Linked DNA regions of Homo sapiens: region 2 is linked to region 1. The links are chromatin loops, found by intact Hi-C in ENCODE. Cell type or tissue: endothelial cell of umbilical vein. All regions are shown on one strand. Each heading gives the region's core, and the rest is flanking DNA. Links, peaks and the distances in the headings are about the cores only. Region 1 has its middle 51 kb from the start of LINC02757. Region 2 holds the start of LINC02757 (long intergenic non-protein coding RNA 2757).

Region 1 (2,903 bases), core at 273-2,772:
CTCTTCATATAGGGACACCAGTCATCTTGGATGAGGCCCTTCCTAATGACCTCATTTTAACTCGATTACATCTGCAAAGAACTTACTTCCAAATAGGGTTACATTCACAGGTATGTCGGGGGTGGTAGGACTTCAACTTACCTTTTAGGGGAACACAATTCAATCCATAACAGCAGCCTCATTTCTGCCTTCCCAGTCAGGTCCTGGGACACTAGGGACTGGGTTTACCACAACCCAAGGGAAGAACGGGAGCTCTGTGCGCAAGCAAGCCCCGGCTCATTTCACCACCCACCAGCCTCCAGGTGGGCCCTACCAATGCCAGCATGACGCCAAGTGCAGCCTTACAGCCACCTGTGTAAAATCAAGTCCTCGGTCTACCATTCCCTGGTTCTGAAACCTTGCACAGATCATGCCTGCCCCAAGTCTCAGTTTCTTCATCTGTAAAATGGGAAGTGATAATAGCCTCATAGCCTCACCTGCCTCAAAGGCTTATGGTGAGGGTCAAATGGGATTGTGTCTTTGGAAGAGCCTGGTGTGTACCAGGCACACAGTTGGCTCTCAGGAAATATTAGTCTTCTCTTCCCCAGTGTCCAAGAGCTCCTCAGGGAGACAGGAAGCCCAGCCATGCCTCCCAGTGGCGTGTAAGCCCGTCAAGGGCAGAGCTGTGTCATATGCTTCTTAACCCTTCCATGTATGGTCCCTGCAGCTGTCCCATCTGCATCACAATGTCTGAGGTGTGTGACCCCTGGGAAAGGGCAGCCTAACACCAAGGGAAAGCCAGTCCCCACTGGGAAAGCAGTGGGAGTCTCCACGCTCATATCAGGAAGCAAAGTCTTGACCCCAAGAAAGGAACTAAAAGGACAAATACCGGACTTCTCAGTGGGCAGCCAGCCATGTTCTTGTTCCCCTTCCCCCCTCTTCGGAGTCTGGCCCCATTGAGATTTGGGGATGTTTATTTTTTTTGTGTGGGAAAACGGAGTGGGATAAAATATTTCCTTGTGTCTGGAAAGCTATTTTGAGCCGGGCCAGCCGGGCAATGCTCGGGTGATGGGTGCTTGCTGACCCGGGCTGGGCCCTGGCCTTCCGGCCTCTTCCCTCCCAGGACCCAGAGTCCTGGCAGCAGACCGCCTACGGAGTCTGGATTCCAATCCTGGCCCAGTGACTCATCCTGGGGTGGTCTTGGGGAAGCCTGTGGTGTTCCCTGGACCTCTCTCCCAAAGGGGAGACTGAGGCCTGTGCTGCCCCCTCCTGGGGATTTTACAGGGAATCAGATCGTGGTAAGAACGTGCTGTAGAGATATTTCGCGTGTAGACAAACGACAGGGCTACCGCACAGCCTGTCCAGCTCAAGGTCCCACGAGTGGAAGGAGCCTTATGGAGGTCCCTCTGACCCCCATCTCCACTCAACGGCCATGTCCTTCCGAAGAGTTCATTTGATCCTCTCTCAAACTCGCCTGGCCCTTTAACGCGCTTCCTGCTGTCCCAGAAAGAAGTCAAACTCCCAGAAAGAAGTCAAACTCCACCCCTGATCTGTAGGCCCTCCCCAAGCTGGATGCTCCCTGCCCCCAGGCTCCTCTTTCTTTGTGCTGGGAAACCAGGCTGGCCTCTGTCCCCTCCTCACACTGCTGACTTGTCCCTCAGGAGTCTCCCGGGCTGCACCATATTTCATCCCCACAATGACGGCTCAATGCAAGTGCACCTCACAGGGCCAAGGGCTGGCCGGAAGCGATGCTTGCGAATGTGCCTGCCACACAATAGGACCTTAATAAATGTTGGCTTCTTCCTTCCTTACCAACACACACCCTCTTTTCTTTACAAAATCCTGATGGCATACAAATCCCCTCCAGCAGCTACTGAGGTTGGGCGGGCATGGCAGGAGGGGCAGGAAAGCTACTGAGTCAGCAAGATCCCTGGGATGAGAGACTTCCTAGAAGCCCTGCTCTCTAATCCTCCAGAGGTCTGAGCTCTTCACATCCTCAATAGGTATGGGGTTCTGTCTCCCACTAAGGGCTGGGAGAAGGGCAGGTCCCAGGGGGAGGCAGGAGGAGCTGGAGACTTCTTGATTCTGAAGGTGAGGCAGGTGCAGATGAAGCGGAGGGTCGCAGGGAAGAGAGGAAGTGCTCCCACCTAGGAGTTTCAGGACAGCCCCGTGGGGGCTGCGATGAAGGGAAGGAGGCATCCAGAGCCCTGGAAGTTTAGGAATGTCTGACCTGAAAGCCCATATGGCTCCTCCAGGCCCCAGCTCTTAAATGTGGCCCCAGGGCCAGCAGCATCAGACCCTGGAAGCTGGTTAGAAATGCAGACTCTCAGGCCCCGCCCCAGACCTGCTGAATCAGAATCCGTGGATTAACAAGGGCCCAGTGCTACGTGAGTACAACTAAGCCTGAGAAGCACTGTCGTGGCAGTTCCTCCGTTTTACAATAAAGAAGCCAAGGCTCTGAGAAGAGAGATCTACCCAGGGTCCGACACTGAGTCAGTGAGAGCTGAGCCCGGAGGCCCGGATTCCTGGCCTGGCCCTATTACCAACCGAGGTATCATCTGTGTGCTCTCAGAGCCTCAGTTTCCCCTGTGGGTCTTTGAGATGGGTTGAGGTAGCAATATAATCAGGTGATGCAATCAATCACATTTATGTTCTCACAGCTGCCTGGTGAAACAGGCAGGCCAACAGATATCATCCACAGTCTACAGATGGGGAAACGGAGGCCCATCAGGCAGTGGCTTTCCCAACATTACCAGCTTTAGCTGCTTTGCGTTGCCATGCACAGCTCAGGTGACTTGAAATTTGCCCTCTCAGTCCAGCCTTCCTGTCTAATGGTTCTTTCAGCTCCTGTCAGTTTTCAGGGGCCCTGGTTCGGCTGACAGCCAGCGAGCATGTCTGCTGCTGATGCTTGGATGCCCACATTC
Region 2 (2,903 bases), core at 294-2,793, 51 kb before region 1:
GAGGTGGCTGAATCACTTGAGCCTGGAAGGTGGAGGTTGCAGTGAGCCGAGATCACACCACTGCACTCCAGCATGGGGAACAGAGTGAGACAGTGTCTCAAGACAAAATAAAAATAAAAAATAAGGAGAGACCAGACTCAGTTGCTCACACCTGTAATCCCAGCACTTTGGGAGGCTGAGGTGGGAGGATCACTTGAGCTTAGGAGTTTGAGACCGGCCTGGGCAACATGGCGAAACCCTGTCTCTACAAAAACTACAAAAAATTAGCCAGGCATGGTAGCGCATGCCTGTGGTCCCAGCTACTCAGGAGGCTGAGGTGGGAGGATCACTTGAGCCCAGGAGGTTGAGGCTACAGTGAGCCAAGATCATGCCACTGCATACCAACGTGGGTGACAGAGTGAGTTAGACCCTGATTCAAAATAAAAAAAAAAACCACCCCCTCCCCCCCCAAAAAAGAGAGAGGAAGTAGAAAAGATTGAAAGAGATTTAAGAGAAAACGATCAAATGCAATGTATGGAACTTGTGTAGATCCTGATTTTGAACAAATCAACTTTAAAAGATCTGTAAAAGATCTTTGTTAGACAATGGGGAATTTTTTTATTTGGAAGACAGCTGGCCTTGAACTCCAGGGCTCAAGTGATCCTCCTGCCTCAGCCTGCCAAAGTTCTGGGAGTAATTATACTTAGAAGCATGATTTGGAGTAATCTGGAGTAATCACGCTTACAAGTGTGAGCCACCACGCCTGGTTTATTGGGGAAATTTAAACACCACTATATACTATGATAATAAAAAATTATTATTAAAAATGTAGGCAGGATAATAGTTTCTGGCCATGCCTTTATCTTTTAGAAATACAGACTGCAATATTTATTTTGAGACAGGGCCTTGCTATGTTGCTCAGGCTGGTGGTGAACTCCTGGCCTCAAGTCATCTGCCCACCTCAGCCTTCCAAGTTGCTGGGATTTATAAGCATGAGCCACTGCGCCCAACTCCTTGTAGTATTTGTGGATAAAATTATCTGATGTTTAAATTTGCTCTGAGTAATCCAGTGGGGAGGAGTTGGGGGATAGAAATGAAACAAGAGTGGCCCTGAGTCGGGGAGGGTCGAAGCTGGGTGAGGAATACACAGTAGTTTTTGTACTATTTTTGTTGTGTGTTTGAAATTTTCCACAATAAAATGTCTTTGCTGCTGTCAAGGAGGTGGGGAGGAAGACCTAGACGTTCCCTCCAAGGCTGGGGTGGGGGAAGGGAGATCGGGCCGTGTGAGCTTTCCTCAGGAGTGAGCAAAAACAGGAACGTGCCTGCAGAGGGAGGAGTTCCCAAAGAGGAAACGGCGCAGGAACAGCAAATGCAGAGAGGATGCACACTCTGAAGAGGGCAGGCAGCTTCTGCACCGAGGGAGCAAAGGGGCGTGTCAGGGGCAGCTGCTGGAAGGAGGCGCAAGCACCACGGAGAGTCTGGGATGCCCAGCCAAGGAGCCCTGGAAGGGTTGCCCTGGGGACTGACACTGTGGGCTCTGTGTTTTAGCCAAGTCACCCAGGCAGCTGAACAGAAGATGGACTGGAGGGAGAAGCCTGGATGTAGGTAGGGAGGCCTGAGCAGTGGCCAGGTATTTCCTGGACTGGGGTCCTGGAGAAGACAAGGTGGCCTGAGCCAGGGAGTGGCCTGTGATGGACTGCAGGAGACAGCTATGAGTGCTGCTGCCAGGAGGAGGGTGCTGGGAGGGAGGAGTGCAGTGAGACCCGTTTGTGGCCTAGGCAACTTGGTGGATGTTGGTGCCACTATTAAGATAGGTTGAGAGGGCAAGTCAGGCCCCTTCATCTAGAGCCCTGGGCTGGGAGACAGGGGCCTGGGATCTGGCCCCAGCCCTGCTGTCTGGCTGTGGAACCCAGGGCATGTCTCTACCCCTCTCTGACCTAGGGGTCCCCATCTCTAAAGCAAGGGCTAGGAGCCTCAGATCAGAGGTTCTCCGAATCTGCCCCGGGTCAGATCTGTGCCCAGCCCACACGTGCACCCTTCTTGCCTGCGAAGGGCTCACGAGTTCTCATCTTGCGTCACTGAAAATCCAGTGGTGTGATGTCAATGGCATTTCCCTTCAGAAAAAGGAAATGAGCTTAGCAAGCGTGTTACCAGGAAAGGAAAGTTAGTTGGGCCCCACCCTCTGCAGCCCCATGCTCCCCGCACACAGCAAGCAAGGCCCCTCTGCCTGGGGCTGGGGACAGGACCCAGAAATGTCACAGTTCAGATACAGGCACCAACACAACAGCCTTGACTTCCAAGCAGGGCTGGGCTGCCCTCAGCAGAGTCAGCAGCTTCTCTGGCTCCCATGGCCTGGACCCTGGCCACACTCGGAGACTGAGGTCACAGGTAGCTCCAGGGTCTCATCAAACATCAGCAAGGCCCAAAAGCTGAGCTCTTTATAGCCAGGAGACTGCGACCCAGACAGGAGAAGGGGCCTGGCACAGGACACAGAGCCAGTCAGAGGACAACCCAGGCACAGGCCACATGGCTCTGGGGAGTCAGGTGGTCCCTGAAGGCCTGTCTTGCTACAGAGCTCCCAGAATGCCCCATTCCTGGTAGATGTTCCCAGAAAGTCCCTCTCCAATTCCAAATGTTAAGTGCCTTTACTAAATGAAACCACTCCCTGACACTTAGCTTTTGACCATCTAAACATTCCTTAAAATGAACTATGAAGATGAAATGAAAACCAGTGTCAATCTATCCAATACAATTGCTATATACTTTGGAAAAAATGAATAGTAAATTGGTAAGTTTGGTATATTTGGCAAATTGGTCATTTGAAAACCTGATCAGTTGGCAAGCTGGTCATCAAGCAGATCCATTTTTAGGAATTTGACCTAGAGCCTCCCACAGACCCCACCAACCAGGCCTCCTCCCACCTT

Evidence for each region. A loop is a pair of places that touch in the nucleus more often than their neighbours do. Peaks named below come from ENCODE experiments on the same cell type or tissue, not always from the same donor. Only the 100,000 strongest peaks of a DNase experiment are listed, where the experiment ranks them.
Region 2: a loop joins it to region 1, with 7 times the contacts of the local background. A loop is called at or near these places in 6 of 110 quality-filtered maps.

What each region holds. Positions count from the first base shown.
Region 1 is chr11:76,577,480-76,580,382 of GRCh38, reverse strand. No RefSeq gene overlaps it. Among named protein-coding and RNA genes, the nearest start is that of LINC02757, 51 kb to the left of the region's middle. RefSeq lists an enhancer at 650-1,342. In endothelial cell of umbilical vein, for the core only: a CTCF peak has its summit at 1,281 (motif pointing left); DNase peaks (open chromatin) are centred at 1,072 and 1,542; H3K27ac peaks cover 2,500 bases.
Region 2 is chr11:76,628,872-76,631,774 of GRCh38, reverse strand. It overlaps LINC02757 (long intergenic non-protein coding RNA 2757), which reads left to right and starts at 1,353. Exons shown (of 5, transcript NR_187244.1): 1 at 1,353-1,584. RefSeq lists enhancers at 1,176-1,470, 1,929-2,288. In endothelial cell of umbilical vein, for the core only: no CTCF peak of the experiment used is centred there; DNase peaks (open chromatin) are centred at 1,294 and 2,084; H3K27ac peaks cover 2,500 bases.